Linked DNA regions of Homo sapiens: region 2 is linked to region 1. Evidence: read pairs that join two places in POLR2A ChIA-PET (ENCODE). Cell type or tissue: OCI-LY7. All regions are shown on one strand. Links, peaks and the distances in the headings refer to the core of each region. The heading gives the core; the rest is flanking DNA. Region 1 has its middle 25 kb from the start of H3-5. Region 2 overlaps RESF1 (retroelement silencing factor 1).

Evidence for each region. ChIA-PET counts read pairs that join two places held together with the same protein. Peaks named below come from ENCODE experiments on the same cell type or tissue, not always from the same donor. Only the 100,000 strongest peaks of a DNase experiment are listed, where the experiment ranks them.
Region 2: POLR2A ChIA-PET joins it to region 1 with 10 read pairs; 3 of 35 experiments call an interaction of 5 or more read pairs at or near these places.

What each region holds. Positions count from the first base shown.
Region 1 is chr12:31,761,713-31,773,869 of GRCh38, forward strand. No RefSeq gene overlaps it. Among named protein-coding and RNA genes, the nearest start is that of H3-5, 25 kb to the right of the region's middle. RefSeq lists a silencer at 5,005-5,218. In OCI-LY7, for the core only: no CTCF peak of the experiment used is centred there; a DNase peak (open chromatin) is centred at 6,509.
Region 2 is chr12:31,980,817-31,992,973 of GRCh38, forward strand. RESF1 (retroelement silencing factor 1) reads left to right here. Exons shown (of 6, transcript NM_018169.4): 4 at 62-5,141; 5 at 6,423-6,506; 6 at 11,562-12,157. The coding sequence starts at 140. The coding sequence ends at 11,719. Among named protein-coding and RNA genes, the nearest start is that of RESF1, 27 kb to the left of the region's middle. In OCI-LY7, for the core only: no CTCF peak of the experiment used is centred there; no DNase peak of the experiment used is centred there.

The sequences.
Region 1 (12,157 bases), core at 2,165-10,164:
GGAGATTGAGACCATCCTGGCTAACACAGTGAAACCCTGTCTCTACTGAAAATACAAAAAATTAGCCAGGCGTGGTGGCAGGCACCTGTAGTCCCAGCTACTCTGGAGGCTGAGGCAGGAGAATGACGTGAACCTGGAAGGTGGAGGTTGCAGTGAGCTGAGATCACACCACTGCACTCCAGCCTGAGCGACAGAGTGAGATTCCATCTCAAAAAAAAAAAACAAAAAAAAAACCTTTTAACATTTATTTATTTATTTATTTATTTATTTATTTAGACAGAGTCTCGCTTTTTCACCCAGGCTAGAGTGCAGTGGTGCGATCTCAGCTCAGCTCACTGCAACCTCAGCCTCTTGGGTTCAAGTGATTCTCCTGCCTCAGTGTCCCAAGTAGCTGGGATTATAGGCATGCATCACCATGCCTTGCTAATTTTTGTATTTTTAATGGAGATGGGGTTTCACCATGTTGGCCAGGCTGGTCTCGAACTCCTGACCTCAAGTGATCCATCTGCCTCGGCCTCCCAAAATGCTGGGATTATAGATGTGAACCACAGTGCCTGGCCCATCTACTTTTCAATCAAAAATGATCATAAAAGAATAAGAATATAAGTTGACAGCAAGAATGAGGAAATAAAAAATTTTTTTAATTAAATTTGAAAAATAAAAAAAAAGAATAGAAGACATTTCCTTAATATGAATCTATTTTAACCTCAAGACAGCTTATGTTCAAAGGAAAATATTAGAAGTACTCCCATTAACAAAAGATTTTAAATAATGATGACTACTATTATCAGTAATATTTTTCTATCTAATGTGTTTATCTTTATATTTGGGGGAAAATTAGAAGTTAAAAGTTATTGGAAACAAGACAACAATGCCTGCTGTCATCACTTGCATTCAAAATTGAACTGGAAGTTCTAGCCAAGGCAATTAGGCAAGAAAATAAAATAAAAGGCATCTAGGTTGGAAAAGAGGAGGGACAACTATCTTTTTTTGCAGATGAGATAAAAATCCCTAAACAATTCACAAAAAATCCATTAGGGCTAATAAACAAGCTCAGAATGGTGCAACAATGCAAGATCAATATACAAAAATCAGTTGTATTTCTATAAAGTAACAATGAACAATCCAAAAATAAAATTAAGAAAATAATTCCATTTATAATACCATCAAATATAATAAAATACTTTGCAACAAATTTAACAAAAGAAGTGGATGACTCAGCCAGGCAAGGTGGCTCACACCTGTAATCCCAGCACTTTGGGAGGCCGAGGCAGGCAGATCATGAGGTCAGGAGTTCGAGACCAGCCTGGCCAACATAGTGAAACCTCATCTCTACTAAAAATACAAAAAAATTAGCTGGGTGTGGTGGCGGGCACCTGTAATCCCAGCTACTCGGGAGGCTGAGGCAGGAGAATTGCTTGAACCCGGGAGGTGGAGGTTGCAGTGAGCTGAGATCGTGCCATTGCCCTCCAGCCCAGGCAACAGTGTGAGACTCCGTCTCAAAAAAAAAAAAAAAAAGAAACAAACAAACAAAAGAAATGGATGACTCATACTGAAAAAGAGATCATTGAAAGAGATGACTCAGGAGGCTGAGGCAGGAGGATCAGGAGTTTGAGTTTGTAGTTAGCTATGATCGCGCCACTGTACTCCAGCCTGGGTGACAGAGCAAGATCCTACTGAAAACCAAAAAGAGAAGCAAGAAAAAGAGAAAAAGAAAGAAGACTAGTTGAAACAACATCTGTTTTCATGGATTGGAATATCTAATATTGTTAAGATATCAGTACTTCTTAAATTAATCTGCAGACTCAACACAATCCCTGTCAAAATTCCAACAGCATTTTTAATTTTTTCAGAAATGTAAAAGCTGATCCTCAAATACATATAGAACTGCAAGGGGCCCTGAATAACCAAAACAATCTTGAAAAAGTTAAAAATTGAAAGACTCACACCTCCCCATTTCAAAACTTTGCTTAAAGCTATAATATCAAGACTGTAGTATGGGCATAAGAATAGACATGTAGTTGAGGACAATGAATTGAGAGTCCAGAAATAAACCCAGACTCTTGCATCAATTGATTTTCAACAAGGCTGCCAAGACAGTTCAATGGAGGAAAGAATAATCTTTCAACAAATGGTTCTGAACAACTAGATATCTACATACAAAATAATGAATTTGGCACCTGAGTACCATACACTATATACAAAAATTAACTCAAAATGGATCAGGACCTAAACATAAGAGCTAAAATTATAAACTCTTAGAAGAAAACATAGATGTAAATCCCTGTGACCTTGGATTAGGTAATGTTTTTTTAGTTATGGCACCAAAAACACAAACTATAAAAGAAAAAAATAGAAAAATTGATCTACTCCAAAATTAAACACTTTAGTGCTACAAAGGACATTATCCAGAAACTGAAAAGACAACCTATAGAAAAGGATAAAATATTTGCAAGTCATTCTAGTAAAGAACTTGAATTGGCCGGGCATGGTGGCTCACGCCTGTAATCCCAGCACTTTGGGAGGCCGAGGCAGGTGGATCACAAGGTCAGGAGATAGAGACAAGCCTGGCTAACACCGTGAAACCCCGTCTCTATTATGAATACAAAAAATTAGCCGGGCGTGGTGGCGCATGCCTGTAGTCCCAGCTACTCGGGAGGCTGAGGCAGGAGAATGGCGTGAACCCGGGAGGCGGAGCTTGCAGTGAGCCAAGATCGTGCCACTGCACTCCAGCCTGGGGGACAGAGTAAGACTCCGTCTCAAAAAAAAAGAACTTGTATCTAGAATATATAAAAAACTCTAACAATTCAGCAATAAAAGACAACCCAACTAAAAAATTGACAAAGGATTTTTTTTTTTTTTTTGAGATGAAGTCTTGCTCTGTCCCCCAAGCTGGAGTACAGTGGCGCAATCTCCACTCACTGCAACCTCCGTCTCCTAGGTTCAAGTGATTCTCCTGCCTCAGCCTCCAGAGTAGCTGGAATTACAGGCGCCCGCCACCACGCCCAGCTAATTTATTTTTTATTTTTTATTTTTAGTAGAGACGGGGTTTCCCCACATTGGCCAGGCTGGTCTTGAACTCCTGACCTCAAGTGATCTGCCTGCCTCGGCCTCCTAAAGTGCAAGGATTACAGGCATGAGCCATCCACAGGCCAAGACAAAGGATTTGAATAGGCATTTCTTCAAAGAAGACAACAAATGACCAATAAGCATATGAAAAGATGCTCAATGCTGCTAATCATTAGGGAATTACAAATCAAAACTAGGAGATACTAAGTCATACCCACTATGATGGCTACTCTAATTTTTTTAACTTTTAATTTTTTTTTTTTGAGATGGAGTCTCACTCTGTAGCCCAGGCTGGAGTGCAGTGGTGTGATCCCATCTCAGCTCACTGCAACCTCCGCCTCCCGGGTTCAAGCAATTCTCATGCCTCAGCCTCCTGAATAGCTGGAACTACAGGCATGTGCCACGATGCCCAGCTATTTTTTAAATTTTTAGTAGAGACAGGATTTCACCATGTTGGCCGATCTGGTCTCAAACTCCCAACCTCAAGCGATCTACCCGCCTTAGCCTCCCAAAGTGCTGAGATTACAAGTGTGAGCCACTGGGCCCAGCCGTATAATAATTTTTTAAAACAATTACAGGTGTTGATGAGGTTGTGGAGAAATAGGAACCCATGGAAATTGCTGGTAGAAATATGAAATGGTAGTAAAAAAACAGTTTGGGAGTTCCTTTAAAAGGTAAACCTAGAGGCCGGGTGTGGTGGCTCACGCCTGTAATCCCAGCACTTCGGGAGGCTGAGGCAGGTGGATCATGAGGCCACACGGTGAAACCCCATCTCTACTAAAAATACAGAAACCAAATTAGCTGGGCGTGGTGGCAGGCACCTGTAGTCCCAGCTACTTGGAAGGCTGAGGCGGGAGAATGGCGAGAAACCAGGAGGTGGAGCTTGCAGTGAGCCGAGATCGCGCCACTGCATTCCAGCCTGGGCAACAGAGGGAGACTCCGTCTCAAAAACAAACAAAAAAAAAACTTAAACCTAGAATTACTAATATGATGAGCAATTTCACTCCTTGGTACGTACCTTAGGGAATTGAAAACATATGTTCATATAAGATAGCAAAAAAAGGAAACAACTGAAATGTTAATCAACTGATGAATGGATAAACAAAATGTGGTATATCCATAAAATCGAGTATTATTTAGTCATAAAAAGGAATGAAGTATGAAAGATGCTAAAACATAGATGAACCTCAAAAACATTGTACTCACTGAAAGAAGCTATATACAAAAAGCTTCCCTTTTTATAGGAAATGTCCAAAATAGGTAAATCCACAGAGACAAACTATAGACTAGTGGCTGCCAGAGCTTAGGGGGAAGGAAGGATGAGGAGTGACTAATAATGGCTACGGAGTTTCACTTTGGGATGATAAAAATGTTTTGAAACTAGTGGTGATGGTTGTACAACCTTGTGACTACACTAAAAATCACTGACCTACACACTTTAAAATGGTGAAATTTATTTGTGCTTGAATTATATCTCAAAAATATGGTTAAGTTTTAAGTTTATTATAACAGAATTAAACTTTTAGAAAAGGGAAAAAATGGTTTTACAGGGAAAGGATGTGGTAATTTTATAAATTATTTCTAGATGATAGGATTATATACATGGAAAAACCTGAGAGAAAAACACAAAATTTTATAGATCATAAGAGAATTCAGGTGGACTAGCATGACATTAACAGTCAAAATCAATCATTTTCATATATACAAACAATAAGCAGTTCAAAAACATCTATTTACAATAGCAACAGAAAAATAATTTCTGGGAATAATCTAACAATAAATGTGCAAAATCTAAACGAAGAAAACTTTAAACTCGCTACTAAAGGAAATAAAAGATGGTTTGCAGCCAGGCGTGGTGGCTCACACCTGTAATCTCAACACTTTGGGAGGCCAACGTGGGTGGATCACTTGAGCTCAGAAGTTTGGGACCAGCCTGGCCAACATGGTGAAACCCTGTCTCTACAAAAAATACAAAAATTAGCCGGGCGTTACTGGCTTGAGCCTTTAGTCCCAGCTACTCATGAGGCTGAGGTGGAAGGATGGCTTCAGACCAGAAAGCAGATGTTGCAGTAAGCCAAGCCTGTGCCACTGCACTCCAGTCTGGGCAACAGAGCCAGACTGTCTCAAAAAAAGAGAAGGTTTGAACAAATAAAAAGGCATAACTTGATAATATAGGATGCTTCAACATGATAAAACTTCAATTCTTTCTAAATTAATTTATAATAACTCCTCTCCCAAATTCTAAGGATTTTTTTAAAAAAAAGACAGGCTGATTTGAAAGTTCAAACAGAAAAAAATAAAAATTCAACGTACGTTTGATGAAGAAGGGAAATGATAGAAAACTAGTCAAAACGAAGAGGAAAGCCTAAATTGACATTTGTACAAAGCTATTTATTAAAATCTTCTTTGTAATTAAGAAAACAGTCTTTGTATCCATTCAAGAATTCTCTGCAGCTATGAAAAAGAATGAAGCTGTTCTTTGTCTACTGATATGGAAAGTGTCCTAGGCCAGGTATGGTGGTTCATGCCTGTAATCCCAGCACTTTGGGAGGCTAAGGCAGGCAGAATACTGGAGGTCAGAAATTCAAGACCAGCCTGGCCAACATGGTAAAACCCCACCTCTACTAAAAATTAAAAGAAAGAGGAGGGGAGGGAGAGAAAGAGGCTGGGTGCGGTGGGTGGCTTACACCTGTAATCCCAGCACTTCAGGAGGCCAAGGCGGGCAGATCACTTGAGGTCAGGAATTTGAGACCAGCCTGGCCAACATAGTGAAACCCCATCTCTACTAAAAATCCAAAAAAAAAAAAAAATTAGCCAGGCATGGTGGTGTGTGCCTGTAATCCCAGCTACTTGGGAGGCGGAGGCTGGAGAATCACTTGAACCCAGGAGGCAGAGATTGCAGTGAGCCGAGATCACACCATTGCACTCCAGGCTGAGCAACAGCAAGACTCCATCTCAACAAAAAAAAAAAAGAGAGAGAGAGAGAGAGTCCTAGACAAGAGAGAGAAAGAGAGAAAATGAAAGAAAGAGAGAGAGAAGGAAGGAAGGAAGGAAGGAAGAAAGGAAGGAAGGAAGGAAGGAGGGAGGGAGGGAGGGAGAGAGGGAGAGGGAAGGAAGGAAGGAAGGAAGGGAGGGAGGGAGGGAGGGAGAGAGAAGGAAGGAAGGAGAGAAGGAAGGAAGGAAAAAAAAGAAAGAGTCCTAGATGAGAGAGAGAGAGAGTCCTAGATGAGAGACAGTGAAAGCAAGAAAGAAAGAAAGGAAGAGAGAAAGAAAGAGTCCTAGATGAGAGAGAGAGAGAGAAAGAGAGAAGGGAAGGGAGGGAGGGAGGGAGGAGAGTCCTAGACCAGGGGTCCCCAATCCTACTGGTCTGTGGCTTGTCAGGAAGTGGACCCCACAGCAGGTGGTGAGCAGTGAGCAAGCAAGCAGAGCTTCATCTGTATTTACAGCTGCTCCCCATCACTCACATTACCACCTGAGCTCCACCTTCTGTCAGATCAGCGGTGGCACTAGATTATCATAGGAGCATGAACCCTATCATGACCAGAGCATTCAGGAATCTAGGTTGAGTGTCCTTATGAGAATCTAATGCCCGATGATCTGTTACTGTCTCCCATCACCCCCATATGGGACCATCTTATTGCAGGAAAACAAGCTCAGGGCTCCCACTGATTCCACATTATGGCAAGTTGTATAATTGTTTCATTATATATTACAATATAATAATGATAGAAATAAAGTGCACAATAAATGTAATGCGCTTGAATCATCCTGAAACCATCCCTCCCCACCCTGATTCATGGAAAATTGTCTTCCACAAAACCAGTCCCTAGTGTCAAAAAAGTAGGAGACCATTGTCCTAGATATACTGTTTCATGGAACAAGTAAGGTGCAGAAAAGTGTATAGCTTATGTTGCTTGTGTAAAAAAGAGCAAAATGGGCCGGGTGTGGTGGCTCATGCCTGTAATCCTAGCACTTTGGCAGGCCAAGACGGGCAGATCACGAGGTCAGGAGATCAAGACCATCCTGGCTGACACGGTGAAACCCCATCTCTACTAAAAATACAAAAAATTAGCCAGGCATGGTGGCATGCACCTGTGGTCCCAGCTACTCGGGAGGCTGAGGCAGGAGAATGGCGTGAACCCAGGAGGTGGAGGTTGCAGTGAGCTGAGATCGTGCCACTGCACTCCAGCCTGGGTGACAAAGCAAGACTCCGTCTCAAAAAAAAAAAAAAAAAGGCGGGGGGCAAAATGTGTGTGTATTTGTGTATGTGTGTGTGTTTTCTTGTATACTGTAAAATATCTCTGTAAGGGGATACACATGCTGATCAATACTGGCTTAGGGGATGTGGTTAGGGGGAGACCTTATACTGTTTATCTTTAACCTTTTTCAATTTTGAGTCTTATGAAAGTCACATCTAATTTAAAAGTAAATAATGGACCGGGTACAGTGGCTCACACTTGTAATCCCACACTTTGGGAGGCCAAGAGGGGAGGATTGCTCTAGCCCAGGAGTTCAAGACAACCCTGGACAACATGGTAAGATCCTATCTCTACAAAAAATTTTAAAATTAGCAGGGCATGGTGGCACACTCCTGAGGTTCCAGGTATTCAGGAGGCTGAGGTGAGAGGATAGAGTGAACTTGGGAGGTCAAGGCTGCAGTGAACCATGATCTCACCACTGTACTCCAGCCTGGGCAAGAGTGAGACCCTGTCTCAAAAAAATAAAAATAAATGATACACTGAAAATATAGCAGAATTTCTGTAAAAAAAATTTTTTTTGAGATGGAGTCTCACTCTGTTGGAGTGCAGTGGTGTGATCTTAGCTCACTGCAAGCTCCACCTCCCAGGTTCACACCATTCTCCTGCCTCAGCCTCCCGAGTAGCTGGGACTACAGGTACCCACCACCACGCTCAGCTAATTTTTTGTATTTTTAGTAGAGATGGGGTTTCACTGTGTTAGCCAGGATGGTCTTGGTCTCCTGACCTCGTGATCCACCCACCTCGGCCTCCCAAAGTGCTGGGATTACAGGCATGAGCCACCGCACCCAGCCAAAAATAATTCTTAATCTTAATTTCACATTGATAAAATGTATTTGAACAAAATTATTATACTTCTTTATTTTTTTCCTCTGAAATGGCCAAACTCTCTTGACTACTTGATAGACCACCAGCTGACTATTCTTTGAGCAAGGCTGTCCCAGAACTTTAAACATTCAGATGCCAGAGAGGCTACTACAGTTGGATCCAGTATCTGAACCCACATCTCTTTAGGACCACAAATTGTATTCTTATACCAGAGATTAAGTGGGATCTTATTAGAGAAATTCCTAATTCTTAATTCAATTAGTCAGTATTTGCTGGAAACCTATTATTTAATATTATCTGTTATACAGAGATTAGTGTATCCTGGCTGCTGTTCTCAAGAAGCTCACAAGCATGCTGAAGTTACTAAACTATATCCAATTACATAAAATAGGTTCTAAAGGCCCCAGCAACTATGGCAGTTGGTTAAAATAGATTTATTATAACACCCCGTGCCTAAGTATACATCTGAAAGGATACACACAACTTTTTATTTTTATTTTATTTTTTTGAGACAGGGTCTCACTCTGTCGACCAGGCTGGGGTGCAGTGGTGCAATGTCAGCTCCCTGCAGCCTCCACCTTCTGGGTTTAAGCAATTCTCCTGCCTCAGCCTCCTCAGTAGCTGGGACTACAGGTGTGTGCCACCACGCCTGGCTAGAATTATTAATAGCAATTACATCTGTTGGATGGGATTGCTAGAAAGGAGACAAGGGGAAGACTTTTACTTTTTTAAATATTTCAAATATGAAGATGGTGGGATCATGAAGGATTTTATTCATTTTTAGCATTTTTGTTTTTCAAATAAAAACATAGGAAAAAATCAAGAGTTTCAAACCAATACATAAAGTTATTTCTTCACATAATTAAAACAAATTATCATATACCACTTTCCTACCTCCCTTCATTGAATAGTACAAAACTTGGTACTCTGCTTTTATCTACTAGATATTCTGTATTTGCCTTGACCCTTGTTAAATGAAGTCTCCCTTTGTTTAGGAAAAATATACAGTATATCAAAGGATGAGATCACCAACCCAAAGCTATGCTGATTAGTCTTGTTGAACAAAGAAAATACAGGCTTTGGCTGGGTATGGTGGCTCATGCCTGTAATCCCAGCACTTTGGGAGGCTGAGGCAGGTGGATCATGAGGTCAGGAGATCGATACCATCCTGGCTAACACGGTGAAACCCCATCTCTACTAAAAATACAAAAAAATTAACTGAGTCTGGTGGCGGGCACCTGTAGTCCCAGCTACTCAGGAGGCTGAGGCAGGAGAATGGCGTGAACCCAGGAGGTAGAGCTTGCAGTGAGCCGAGATTGCACCACTGCACTCCAGCCTGGGCAACAGAGCGAGACTCCGTCTCAAAAAACATATAGGCTTTATGGGAAGGGTTTGTTATGGGGTGTATTGGTTACTGAGGCAGGAGTAGTTTGGAAAATCAGTCATAAAAGCATGGGTTACAGAAGTTCATTTTCTGTTACCTAGATGTGTTTGCTGAAGGAGCTATCACTGATCAATTACAACAGGTTTAAAACAAGCATTGGTGTTTAGTTGGTACCATGCTATAAAAATTTCAGTCTCGGCTGGGCACAGTGGCTCACACCTGTAATCCCAGTACTTTGGGAGGCTGTGGCGGGTGGATCACCTGAGGTCACGAGTTCAAAACCAGCCTGGCCAACATGGTGAAACCCCGTCTCTACCAAAAAATACTAAAATTACCTGGGCATGGTGGTACATGCCTGTAGTCCCAGCAACTCGGGAGGCTGAAGCAGGAGAATCGCTTGAACCCAGGAGGCGGAGGTTGCAGTGAGCCCAGATCACGCCACTGTACTCCAGCCTAGGTGACAGAGTGAGACTCTGTTTAAAAAAAAAAAAAATCAGTCTTTTTCTAGGTTTGTGGGGATTTTTTTTAAATTCTAAAAACGAAGGCCGGTCGCGGTGGCTCACGCCTATAATCCCAGCACTTTGGGAGGCCAAGGTGGGCGGATCATGAGGTCAGGAGATCGAGACCATCCTGGCTAACACAGTGAAACCCCATCTCTACTAAAAACACAAAAAAATTAGCCAGGTGTGGTGGTAGGCGCCTGTAGTCCCAGCTACTTGGGAGGCTGAGGCAGGAGAATGGCGTGAACCCGGGAGGTGGAGCTTGCAGTGAGCTGAGATAGCACCACTGCACTCCAGCCTGGGCAACAGAGTGAGACTCCATCTCAAAAAAAAAAAAAAAAAAAAAAAGTTCCATCTTTTTTTGCTTGGTCTTGATTTTAAAAACTAGAGGAATCTTGCACTGAAAATTTTAATTTCTTTTGACCTATCATAATTTTATATTAAAAGGTCATAATATAGTGTATTAATTTTCTCTTCCGCTGTAACAAATTACCACAAATTTAGTCACTTAACACAATACAAATTTATCATCTTATGATTCAGTATATTAGAAATCTGACACAGGTCTCACTAGACTAAAAACCAAGATACTGGAAGAGCTGAATTCCTTCTTGAGGCTCTAGGGAAGAATCTGTTTCCTTTCTTTTTCCAGCTTCTAGAGGTTACCCACATTCCTTGGCTCACAGCCCCTTTTCTCCTTCTTCAAAGCGAGCAACAAACGTTTCTCTGACCCTACTTCTGTTGTCATATCTCTTTCTCTGACAACCCCTTCGTCCTCCCTCTTTCAGTTGTAAGGACCTTTACAATTACCTTGAGCCTGCCTGGAGGATCAAGGATACTCTTCCTACCTTGAGGGCCTTAATTTAGTCACACCTGCAAAATCCCTCTTGCCATGTAAGTTAACATATTTGCAGGTCACAAGGATTAGGACACGAACATGTTTAGGGGACCTTTATTCTTCCTACCACACGTGGAAATTGAATTTATAAATATATCCGTTAGAATTGCACTTGACCGCTTAAACAAGTAAGGGATCTCTCTGTCTCCTATAGCAGGAAATCTGGGAACGGGAAGCTCAAGGCTGATTGTGATGGCCTCAACAATGCCAGCAAGGAAACTGACCCCTAGTGTCCTGATCACTACCATGCTTAGCAATGACTGCTGAGCCTCAGGCATCCTCACCGGTTCCAGGCAGGAAAAAAGAAATGGAAGAGGCAGTACCAGCAAAATTCAGCTTACATTTTGTTAGCCAGAATTGAGTCATGGGACCACCCCTAGCTACAAGGAAATCTGAGAAGGGAAGTTTTTAGCTTTCCTCCTTCTCTAAAGAAGGAAGGAAAATTGAAATAAGAGTTGGAATGAGTGACAGGTGAGCTAACCTACAGAATTGACTACAAGTAAGTGATTGAACAAACAACTTTAATAATCCAATTATTGAAGGGCAGGACTCAGGTGTAGGAATTTAGTGGACTATTTGCTATACATGTTACTCAATATCTGTTAGTCCTAAGATCAAAATTGATTTTTAAAAAAAAGACTCACAAGTCACAGTTTACTTAGCCTTAAAAGGTACACGGTAAACAATGCACACAGCTAAACAGCAGAGACCTTCTGATGTCTGGCAATGCTGGGTGCAGCTTCCATGCCCCTCCACCACACAGCATGCTCAGCTGCAAGAGGTGAGGCTGAAGCGTGTGCAGAAGACTTGACCTCTGGGCAGCCACCCTTTCCATTCTCTACCTATGTGTAGTCCATGCTTGCTGCATAGCCTCTGGGAGAAAGTGCTAAATCACATGCCTAACAGGGCAGCTGCAACTCATCAATCAGGGGTTTCACAATGAATGCTTCTGTAAGCCAGGGGCAATCTGACCTGCTAACATTCCAAGTTTATCTTGTATCAATACATTCTGGGGAGCAGAGTGGCAAGAAGGTAAATCTAAGGTCATATCCCCAGGGTCCCTGGGTCTGGGGCAAAAGTTTAGACCAGCCAAAAATTCCTTCCTTGGTGGGCTAATATATTTATCTTTCTTTCTTCCTCTTGAATTCAGAGTATCTTTCTTCCTCTTGAATTCAGAGTATCTTTCTTCCTCTTGAATTCAGAATCAATTGAGAGAAATACA
Region 2 (12,157 bases), core at 1,697-9,696, 220 kb after region 1:
TTTCTTAGATATTCTATCTAGGCAAAACAGCATTTTAATAAAATATCTTTATTTCTTACAGATTCCTGACATTCAGACAACTGACTTGTAACTGACTTATAACTGACTTGTAATACACTGCTACTATATCAAACCGACAATGAATTGGAATGAAAAACCAAAGAGTGCTACATTACCACCACTGTATCCTAAAAGCCAGCCACCTTTTTTGCACCAGTCTTTAATAAACCAAATTACCACAACATCTCAGAGTTCTTTCAGCTATCCTGGAAGTAACCAAGAAGCATGCATGTATCCCGGTAATTCAAATCCAATTTCACAGCCACTGCTGAATATCCAAAATTATCCTCAACAAATTTCTGTTTCTGATATGCATAATGGGACAGTTGTGGCCTCACACACTTCAGTAGAAAGAATAACATATGCAAATGTTAATGGACCCAAACAACTAACTCACAATTTGCAGATGTCTTCAGGAGTTACCCAAAACGTATGGTTGAACTCACCAATGAGGAATCCTGTGCATTCTCATATAGGGGCAACTGTATCTCATCAAACTGATTTTGGAGCTAACGTACCCAATATGCCGGCACTACAGAGTCAACTGATAACATCAGATACCTATTCTATGCAAATGCAGATGATCCCTTCTAATTCTACACGACTTCCTGTAGCTTACCAAGGAAATCAGGGACTTAACCAGTCTTTTTCAGAGCAACAGGTTGATTGGACACAACAGTGTATATCTAAGGGACTGACTTACCCAGATTACAGACCACCTCCAAAGCTATACCGTTACTCACCACAAAGCTTTTTACCAGATTCTACCATTCAAAAACAAAACTTTATACCACATACATCATTGCAAGTTAAAAATAGTCAGCTTCTAAATTCTGTATTAACTTTACCATCAAGGCAGACCTCAGCTGTACCATCACAGCAGTATGCCACGCAAACTGACAAAAGACCTCCTCCTCCTCCTTACAACTGTAGATATGGAAGCCAGCCTTTGCAAAGTACTCAGCATATTACTAAACACTTGTCTATGGAAGTTCCTCAGAGTCGAGAAATGCTGTCATCTGAAATAAGGACCAGCTTTCAACAGCAGTGGCAAAACCCTAATGAAAATGTCAGCACAATTGGAAATTTCACTAACTTGAAAGTAAATACCAACAGCAAACAGCCTTTTAACAGTCCCATTAGATCTTCTGTGGATGGTGTTCAGACTCTTGCTCAAACTAATGAAGAGAAAATAATGGATTCTTGCAATCCAACTTCAAATCAAGTACTGGACACAAGTGTTGCAAAAGAAAAGCTAGTAAGGGATATTAAAACATTAGTAGAGATAAAACAGAAGTTTTCAGAACTTGCAAGGAAAATTAAAATCAATAAAGATCTTTTGATGGCAGCAGGTTGTATTAAAATGACTAATACTTCTTATAGTGAACCAGCTCAGAATTCTAAATTGTCTCTAAAACAAACTGCCAAAATCCAGTCTGGACCCCAGATAACTCCAGTAATGCCAGAGAATGCAGAGAGACAAACACCAACAGTAGTGGAATCTGCAGAAACAAATAAGACTCAATGTATGTTGAATTCTGACATTCAGGAAGTCAATTGCAGAAGGTTTAACCAAGTTGATTCTGTTTTACCAAATCCTGTCTATTCTGAAAAGCGGCCAATGCCAGACTCATCTCATGATGTGAAAGTTCTCACTTCAAAGACATCAGCTGTTGAGATGACCCAGGCAGTATTGAATACTCAGCTTTCATCAGAAAATGTTACCAAAGTTGAGCAAAATTCACCAGCAGTTTGTGAAACAATTTCTGTTCCCAAGTCCATGTCCACTGAGGAATATAAATCAAAAATTCAAAATGAAAATATGCTACTTCTCGCTTTGCTTTCACAGGCACGTAAGACTCAGAAGACAGTATTAAAAGATGCTAATCAAACTATTCAGGATTCTAAACCAGACAGTTGTGAAATGAATCCAAATACCCAAATGACTGGTAACCAACTGAATTTGAAGAACATGGAAACTCCAAGTACTTCTAATGTAAGTGGCAGGGTTTTGGACAACTCCTTTTGCAGTGGACAAGAATCCTCAACAAAAGGAATGCCTGCTAAAAGTGACAGTAGCTGTTCCATGGAAGTGCTAGCAACCTGTCTTTCCCTGTGGAAAAAGCAACCTTCAGATACTGCAAAAGAAAAGGAGTGTGATAAACTCAGAACAAACACAACAGCAGTTGGAATTTCAAAGCCTGCTAACATCCACGTTAAGAGTCCTTGTTCAGTTGTGGGAAATTCAAATTCTCAGAATAAAATAAGTAATCCCTCACAGCAGACAGCTTTGTCGATGGTAATGCACAATTATGAGTCTTCAGGTATAAATATAACAAAGGGAACAGAACTTCAGATAGCTGTAGTGTCACCGTTAGTTCTGTCAGAGGTCAAAACATTGTCTGTCAAAGGAATAACACCTGCAGTGTTACCTGAAACAGTGTATCCCGTTATTAAAGAAGGCAGTGTTTGTAGTTTACAAAATCAATTGGCAGAAAATGCAAAGGCAACTGCTGCTTTGAAAGTTGATGTTAGTGGACCAGTAGCAAGTACAGCAACATCAACCAAGATTTTTCCACTAACTCAGAAGGAAAAGCAGAATGAGTCAACTAATGGTAATTCAGAAGTCACACCTAATGTCAATCAAGGAAAGCATAACAAATTAGAGTCAGCTATCCATTCTCCTATGAACGATCAGCAAATCTCACAGGAGTCAAGGAATAGTACTGTTGTGAGTAGTGATACATTACAGATTGACAATATTTGTTCTCTGGTTGAAGGTGATACCTCTTACAATTCCCAAATAGCAAAGATATTCAGCTCTCTTCCCTTGAAAATGGTTGAGCCACAGAAACCTTCTCTACCCAATCAGCAAGGGATTGGCAGCAGAGAACCAGAAAAACAATTAGATAATACCACTGAAAATAAAGACTTTGGTTTTCAAAAAGATAAACCTGTACAGTGCACAGATGTTTCACATAAAATATGTGATCAGTCAAAGTCAGAGCCACCCTTAGAGTCATCTTTTAACAATCTTGAAACAAACAGAGTTATTCTAGAGAAAAGTAGTTTGGAGCATGCCACTGAAAAAAGCACAGCTAACGATACGTGCTCGTCAGCTGCTATTCAGGAGGATATTTACCCTCAGGAAATAGATGCATCCAGCAACTATACTCCCCAAGATCCTGCAAGAAATGAAATCCACAGTGATAAGGCACCTGTCTTATACCTACATGACCAGCTGTCAGAACTTCTAAAAGAGTTTCCTTATGGCATTGAGGCTGTGAATACACGTGAAGGTTCTGTGGGCCAGCAAACTACATACCAGACCTCAGAAGATCAAACTGCTGATAAAACCAGTTCTGACTCCAAAGACCCAGCAGATCAAATACAAATTACAATATTAAGCTCAGAGCAAATGAAAGAAATATTTCCTGAACAGGATGATCAACCCTATGTAGTAGACAAGTTGGCAGAACCTCAGAAAGAAGAGCCCATCACAGAAGTAGTTAGCCAGTGTGACCTGCAGGCACCTGCAGCTGGACAAAGTCGTGATTCTGTGATACTGGACTCTGAGAAAGATGATATCCACTGCTGTGCATTGGGCTGGCTCTCCATGGTTTACGAAGGAGTACCCCAGTGTCAGTGTAATTCCATCAAGAACTCATCTTCAGAGGAAGAGAAACAAAAAGAGCAGTGTTCTCCTTTGGATACCAACAGTTGTAAACAAGGAGAGAGAACTTCTGATAGAGATGTCACTGTTGTTCAATTTAAGAGCCTTGTAAATAATCCAAAGACTCCTCCAGATGGGAAAAGTCATTTTCCTGAACTACAAGACGACAGTAGAAAAGATACACCCAAAACAAAACATAAAAGCTTACCAAGGACAGAACAAGAATTAGTTGCTGGTCAGTTTTCATCTAAATGTGATAAACTAAATCCCTTGCAAAATCACAAAAGAAAAAAATTGAGGTTTCACGAGGTAACCTTTCACTCCAGTAATAAAATGACAGCATCTTATGAACAAGCTTCTCAGGAAACCCGACAGAAGAAACATGTAACACAGAACTCACGTCCACTAAAAACAAAAACAGCTTTTTTGCCAAATAAAGATGTGTATAAGAAGCATAGTTCTTTGGGACAGTCATTATCACCAGAAAAGATAAAATTGAAACTCAAATCAGTTAGCTTCAAACAAAAACGAAAGTTAGACCAAGGGAACGTATTAGATATGGAAGTAAAGAAAAAGAAACATGATAAACAAGAACAGAAAGGAAGTGTGGGAGCTACATTCAAATTAGGTGACTCTTTGTCAAACCCAAACGAAAGAGCCATTGTTAAAGAAAAGATGGTATCAAATACTAAGTCTGTAGACACGAAAGCGAGTTCATCTAAATTTAGTAGAATTCTAACTCCTAAGGAGTATTTACAAAGGCAGAAGCATAAAGAAGCTCTGAGTAATAAAGCATCGAAGAAAATCTGTGTGAAAAACGTGCCATGTGATTCTGAACATATGAGACCAAGTAAACTTGCCGTGCAGGTTGAAAGTTGTGGGAAATCAAATGAGAAACACAGCAGCGGCGTGCAGACCTCTAAAGAATCATTAAATGGCTTGACAAGCCATGGTAAAAACCTCAAAATCCACCATTCTCAGGAGTCTAAAACATACAACATTCTAAGGAATGTTAAAGAAAAAGTTGGTGGGAAGCAGCCTGATAAAATATGGATTGATAAGACTAAATTAGACAAATTAACCAATATAAGCAACGAAGCTCAATTCAGCCAAATGCCTCCCCAAGTAAAGGATCAAAAGAAATTATATCTGAATAGAGTTGGGTTTAAATGCACTGAACGTGAAAGCATTTCTCTCACCAAATTAGAAAGTTCACCCAGGAAGCTTCATAAAGATAAGAGACAGGAAAATAAACATAAGACCTTTTTACCGGTGAAAGGTAACACAGAAAAATCAAACATGCTGGAGTTTAAATTATGTCCAGATATCTTACTAAAGAATACAAACTCTGTGGAAGAACGGAAGGATGTAAAGCCTCATCCTAGGAAGGAGCAAGCCCCTCTGCAAGGTCCAGTATGATTTTCTTGGTGGTGTCTACAATATTGTAAAGAGTCGTAGGTCAATATTTGGGCTAGCACCTCTCATGCTGTCTTGGGCTGCTGGGAAAGACTTTAATGTGTTATGCCACTACCTAGTATTTGTTTTGCCTGGTAAACCAATGTTTCATTGGGCAATATTTGTTTTGTGTTCATTGCCACCTTATTGTAAATTGTAGAAAATTGGTCGTCATGACGAGCTATATGTAAAACTTGCCAGATAGAAATATTTCAGTTAGTACCAAGAAGGCTGTACTGTGAAAAACATTCCACATTCCTTGTGGGAATGTCAGAAAAGTGTCAAGTAGCTAGTAATGTAAGAGTCTTGGTTTTGTTAATTCTCCTTTGGACTTGTAATTTGAAAGCCCTGTGAACTTGAAATTTTGTTCTGAATGTTAGAGGATAAGTAATGATGAATACTGAAGTCTTTTTGTTCATATGGAAATGGGTCAACTAATTGTCCTCTTTGAAACAGTTGATGGCTGTGTTATCACTATATTTAAAATGGTAACATCTAGCCTACTCATAAGATAGAAGAACCTTGAAAGCAGTATTGTCCAGTGTTATAATTTAAAATCTTTAAAGCCAAGCTGGCAGCTATGAATATTAGGTAGCTTAATGGTAGACTTCTCAATGTAGTGCAGGAAGGAAGGAGAAAATTGATAACTAGTTGTTCATGGTACTAAGGGAACATTTAGACATAGTGGATATTATATGTAAAGCATTGTGCTGAGAAAGATTGGAAAACTAAAGGATTTGAATGGAAATTGAAGTCTTTGCTCTGCTTTTCTGACTATATTTGTTGGGGTTCATAAAACAATAGCATAAACAGGATATGTTTTCCTGGAAAAGAAGATAGGGATATATTCATTTTGTAAAAAATTGGTGATTTCAATAGGTTCTTTCATTTGGATCCTTGGAATTTGAGGTGGGGATATAATGGGAACATTGGAAGTGGGTGGGGGCAATGTAGTTTTCTATCTCATGTGTCCTTTAATATCTGGAGATGTATTAACCTCTTCAGTTCATGTGAGGGGAACATAATTACATAGTAAAGATAAACTCATTTTTTAATTGAGGTAAGCATTTCAAATAGAAATCATTTTTCCAGTCCTTTTTTTAGAGTTGTGTTACATGTGGTTATATCTAGGGCCTTTCAAAATCTATTTTCAGCTTACATGATTTTCCTTTGTTATAGTACTAAAGGAGATGATTAGCAATATCTAGAGTTCTGAAAATGAATATTTAAATAGTTTCAGGAATAAAAAGTACAAAAGAAGACTGGTTAAAATTTGTTGCTACAAAGAAAAGGACACAGAAAGACAGCCAAGAGAGAGGTAAAGTCATCTTTTTAAATCTTCATTCACTTATCTCCCTATCTGGTATATGGAAATTGGATTATGGTTATGATATGATTGTAAAGTATGATTTTATCCATGTTCTTTTTTTTTTTTCAGTCATTCAGTGTTTGTGTTTGAGTGGTAGGAGGACATTTTTGTGTTGTCGTGCTGTGGAATGAAAGGCTGAGCTTTATTTTATTTTAATAGGAAAATAAGTCTTATCACAATGAGTTAGCTAAGAGGTTTGCATATTTTACCTGTATAGGACCAGACAGCAAATACTTTAGGTTTTCTGGGTCATAAGGTGTCTGTCCTGACTACTCAGCTCTGACTCTGTTTCAGGGAAATGGCTGCAGATAATATGTAGATGAGTATCAGCTGTGTTCTGATTAACTATTTATTTATTTATTTATTTATTTATTTATTTTGAGACAGAGTCTCACTCTGTCACCCAGGCTGGAGTGCAGTGGCGTCATCTTGGCTCACTGCAACCTCTGCCTCCCAGGTTCAAGCGATTTTCTCCCTCAGCTTCCCAAGTAGCTGGGACTGCAGTTGCATACCACCACGCCCAGCTAATTTTTGTATTTTTAGTAGAGGCAGGGTTTCACCGTGTTGGCCAGGCCGGTCCCAAACTCCTGACATCAGGTAATCCACCTGCCTCGGCCTCCCAAAGTGCTGGGATTACAGACATGAGACACCGTGCCTGGCCTCTAATTAAACTTTATCTACCAAAATAGGCAGCAGGCTGGACTTAGTTTGCCAGACCCTGGATTCAATTATTTACATGTTAATTTGATTAATCTTCAATACAATTTAGGCAAGGATATTTCCATTTTATAGATGAGAGGTTACATCATTTGACTTAAGTTTCATTGCTAGTGACTGAATAGGGACTTGAATCTGGTCCCCTCTTTTCAAAGTCCATTAAGTGTGGTTGAGGTATAGTCAGCCCTCCGTATCTGCGTGTTCCGTATCTGTGGATTCAAGCAACTGTGGATCCAAAATATTTGGGAAAAAAATTAATACAACCATAAAAATAGAAACTTAAAAGACAATATAGTATAACAACTGTTTACATAGCATTTACATTGTATTAGGTATTAAAAGTAATCTAGAAATTATTTAAGGTATGTGTGGGGGGTATGCTTTAGGTTATATACAATATACTATGCCATTTTACATAAGGAACTTAAGCATCCCCAGATTTTGGTATCTATTTGGGTGGATGCTGCAGAAGTGTCCTGGAATCAGTCCCTCTTCAATACCCAGGGATGACTGTATTTTAATAATGAGACCGGTCCTAGCTGTGTTATTTGCTGGGAAGGGATTTGGGCTGAGGACCAACTAGAAAAAGTAGAGCTTTGAGTATTTGATTTTTTTTTTGAGACGGCATCTTGCTCTGTCTCCCAGGCTGGAGTACAGTGGCACGATCTCGGCCTTGCTGCAACCTCTGCATTCCAGGTTCAAGCAATTCTTCTGCCTCAGCCTCCTGAGTAGCTGGGACTACAAGCACACTACCACGCCTGGCTTATTTTTGTATTTTTAGTAGAGACTGGATTTCTCTCACTATGTTGGCCAGGCTGGTCTCAAACTCCTGAACTCAGGTGATCCACCTGCCTCGGCCTCCCAAAATGCTGGGATTACAAGCATGAGCCACCGTGTCCACCCGAATATATGATTTAATTAGTGGAGTGAAAGTACCTTGTTGTTAGGGTTTGGCTTTGAAAACTAAAAGCTAGAGCTCAAGAGTTTTTGTCTTAGTTTTGGTTCATTAAATGGGCAAAGAGGGGGCTGGGCACGGTGGCTCACACCTGTAATCTCAGCACTTTGGGAGGCCGAGGCAGGCGGATCATGAGGTCAGGAGATTGAGACCATCCTGGCTAACACGGTGAAACCCTGTCTCTACTGAAAATATAAAAAATAAGCCGAGTGTGGTGGCGGGCACCTGTAGTCCCAGCTACTCGGGAGGCTGAGGCAAGAGAATGGCATGAACCCAGGAGGCGGAGCTTGCCATGAGCCAATATGTCGCCACTGCACTCCAGCCTGGGTGACAGAGAGAGAGTCTTGTCTCAAAAAAAAAAAAAAAAAAATAGGCAAAGAGGGGTTCAGAGCCTCAAAAATGGAGAGCAGCAGAAACTCACCAAGAGAAACAATAAGAAGCACATTTTATAAAAGGAATTGACAACGGTTGTGAAGAGAGCTTCAAACAAATACTTAGAAGCAGGCGTGTAAAAATTGAGTAGAGGCCGGGCGAGGTGGCTCACGCCTGTAATACCAGCACTTTGGGAGGCCGAGGCAGGCAGATCGCCTGAGGTCAGAGGTTCGAGACCAGCCTGGCCAACATTATGAAACCCCATGCCTACTAAAAATATAAAAATTAGTCAGGTGTAGTGGCACATGCCTGTAATACCAGCTATTCAGTAGGCTGAGACGGGAGAATCACTTGAACCTGTGAGGCGGAGGTTCCAGTGAGCTGAGATCGGACCACTGCACTCCAGCTTGGGCGACAGAGCAAAACTCTGTCTCAAAAAAAAAGTCAGTTAGCATTGAAACATGCATATGGGAAAAACTTGCATCAATGAAGAAATATACTCTTAATCAGAACAGGACAAATAACCTAAAGAGGAGGGAATGAAGAGCAGTGAGAGGCCTGACAGTGGGAAAACAATGCCTCTCGGGTTGGAAGGCAGAAAGCCAAAAATGCGAAAGATACAAATGGGTACGAAGATTGGAGTAAGAAAAAAGCTCCTTGGAAACAGGAGAGACATGATTATCTCAAAGAGAAAGCGAGAGGCATGTTTGGAATCTGAAGCTGAAAACACTCAAAAGACAGATACACAGATTGACCAGAGGCTTCAGAGATAGGCATGAGTTGAATGACATGTGCAGACAGCACAGCAGGATGAGCACTGCACGGTGAATGTGAGGCTGAAATACTCAGAATCATGATGAAAGAAAAACACAAACCAGGTACACTAAGGCAAAGCTGGGTGAGACAGTCCAGGAGACAAGTCATACAGCTTTGTCATGGCACAACAAGACGCAAATAGGTGAGACCTAAGGGAGGAGAAAAAAATCTCAGGTGATGGCTACATGGGCATTTTTATTTACTTATTTTTATTTATTTATTTATTTTATTTTTTAGACAGTCTCGCTGTGTCGCCCAGGCTGGAGTGCAGTGGTGCGACCTAGGCTCACTGCAACCTCTGGTTCCTGGGTTCAAGCGATTCTCCTGCCTCGGCCTCAGCCTCCTGAGTAGCGTGAACCACCTCACCTGGCTGATTGTTGTATTTTTAGCAGAGACAGAGTTTCACCATGTTGTCCAGGCTGATCTTGAACTCCAACCTCAGTGATCCACCCACCTCAGCCTGCCAAAGTGCTGGGATTACAGGTGTGAGCCACTGCGCCCGGCCACATGGGCATTTTTTAAATGCCTATTAGGGGCGAGTGAAGCTGGTTCTGGAGAAGGGATCTCTGGGAAATAGTGAATTATATACCTTAGACAAAGAGGCTGGAGAACAGTGAACCAACTATGAAGTGAGAGAAAAATGCCATGAACTCCCAATCTGCTATAAAGAAACATACATCTGGCCTGGTGTGGGGCCCATGTGTGTCATCCCAGCACTTGGGAGGTCAAGGCCGGAGGATGGCTTGAGCCCAGGAGTTTGAGACCAGCTTCGGCAACATCAGGAGATCCCATCTCTACAAATAACTTTTTAAAAAATTAGCTGGGCATAGTGGTGCGCACCTGTGGTCCCAGCTGCTTGGCAGACTGAGGAAGGAGGATCACCTGAGCCCAGGAGTTGAGGCTGCAATAAGCCCTGATGCAGCACTGCACTCCAGCCTGGGCAACAGAGCCAAGACCCTGTCTCAAAAAAAAAAAAACCCACAGGAGAAACAGATGTCTAAATTCAGTAGCAAAGGTTGCAGCAAACTTGAAGTCCTAAGTTAGGGTAAAGAGATGAAGAGGAAATGACAAGAATTTCTTGGAAAGCAACTTAGAGACCCATCTGGGGCTTCAGTGTTACTAATTCTGAAAGAAAGCAAACGAAAAAGTGGAAGACTGCAGCAGATCTAAAGAACTAACAGGACAGAATACTCCACCCATTCAGGTAGAAAAAGACAAAACAAGACCCCATTATTCAGAAGAAAATAGCTGCAGCAGGAATGAAATGTACAGATAGTCCCTGACTTGGCAGTGGTTTGACTTAGGATTTCTTGACTGTGATGGTATGAAAGTGATACACATTCAGTAGAAAGTGTATTTCGCATACCCATACAGCAATTCTGTTTGTTTGTTTGTTTGTTTGTTTTTTGAGACAGTCTCGCTCTGTCACCCAGGCTGGAGTGCAGTCGTGTGATATCGGCTCACTGCAACCTCTGCCCAGCTAATTTTTGTATTTTTAGTCAAAACAGGGTTTCGCCATGTTGGCCAGGCTGGTCTTGAACTGGCTTCATGTGATCTGCTTGCCTTGGCCTCCCAGAGTGCTGGGATTACAGGCGTGAACCACCATACCCAGCCTCAACATATTTTCAATAGGTGATGGGTCATTATGAAAAAAGGACACTGAAGCTAATGTAACACTGAAATGGTCTCAAGAAACAGGAAACTATAGACATGTTTTAGAATATCCAATACATGGCAAGACCAAAATATGAAACCTATCCTTTTCATGTATTGTTTGGGACTGACTCATATTTGTACTCTTTGTATTGCTAATTTACATAGCTGTTTAAAAGATCACATTCATACTAATGATATGCAATGATACATTTTATTGAGCCAAGAGTAAGGTAGAACAGAACAGCCCAGGGCAATGAGGATGGGGCAAGGAGGCAGGAGTAGAAAACAGCCCCCAAAAGAAAGGCAAGATGTCACGTGTATATAACTTACAATTCTATAAGTGAAGAGCTATGGTTCTGAAACTTTTGCTTAACTCCTTGCCTTAATTTTTTATCCCTCCAATATATATTTTCCCTCTGAATTTTGATTATATATTGATCACAGCTAACATTGAGAAATAAAGTAAGTAAAGTTTTTATTTCCCTTAGATAATGTTAATTCAAGACTCTCGAAGAGAAGCTTCAGTGCAGATGGATTTGAGATGCTACAAAACCCAGTAAAAGATTCAAAAGAAATGTTTCAAACCTACAAACAGATGTACCTGGAGAAGAGAAGCAGAAGCCTTGGTAGCAGTCCTGTAAAATAATTACAAGATGTGGTTTTGTAATTGCCACTGGGAAATTTCTTTCCTTTTCTGTTCAAAATATTTCGCTGAAACTAATGAGAAATGCCATGATAAAGATTTCTCAGAGTTTGGTTCCCACTTTCATTGTATTTCATTGAAAGTGCTTAATTAAAATGGCTTGAGAACTTTGGGTAGCCATGTGTAAGAAATGGATGGTATTCACCGGGGAAACAAGGTATTTGAATTTCTACTTTATTGAACCAGATTTACCATTATTTTAAAAGGAATGCTTATACAAATCAATTTGAAATTCTACCCATCTTGAGGGAGGACCGTTCCTCAGTTAAGGACTTGTTTATTTAAATGGGACTGTAAATATGTTTTGGTTTCTAAGCTATATTAGCAAAATTTATTTTTCAAAAATGCCCACTGTGATGTGAATGTCAAAATATATTCTTA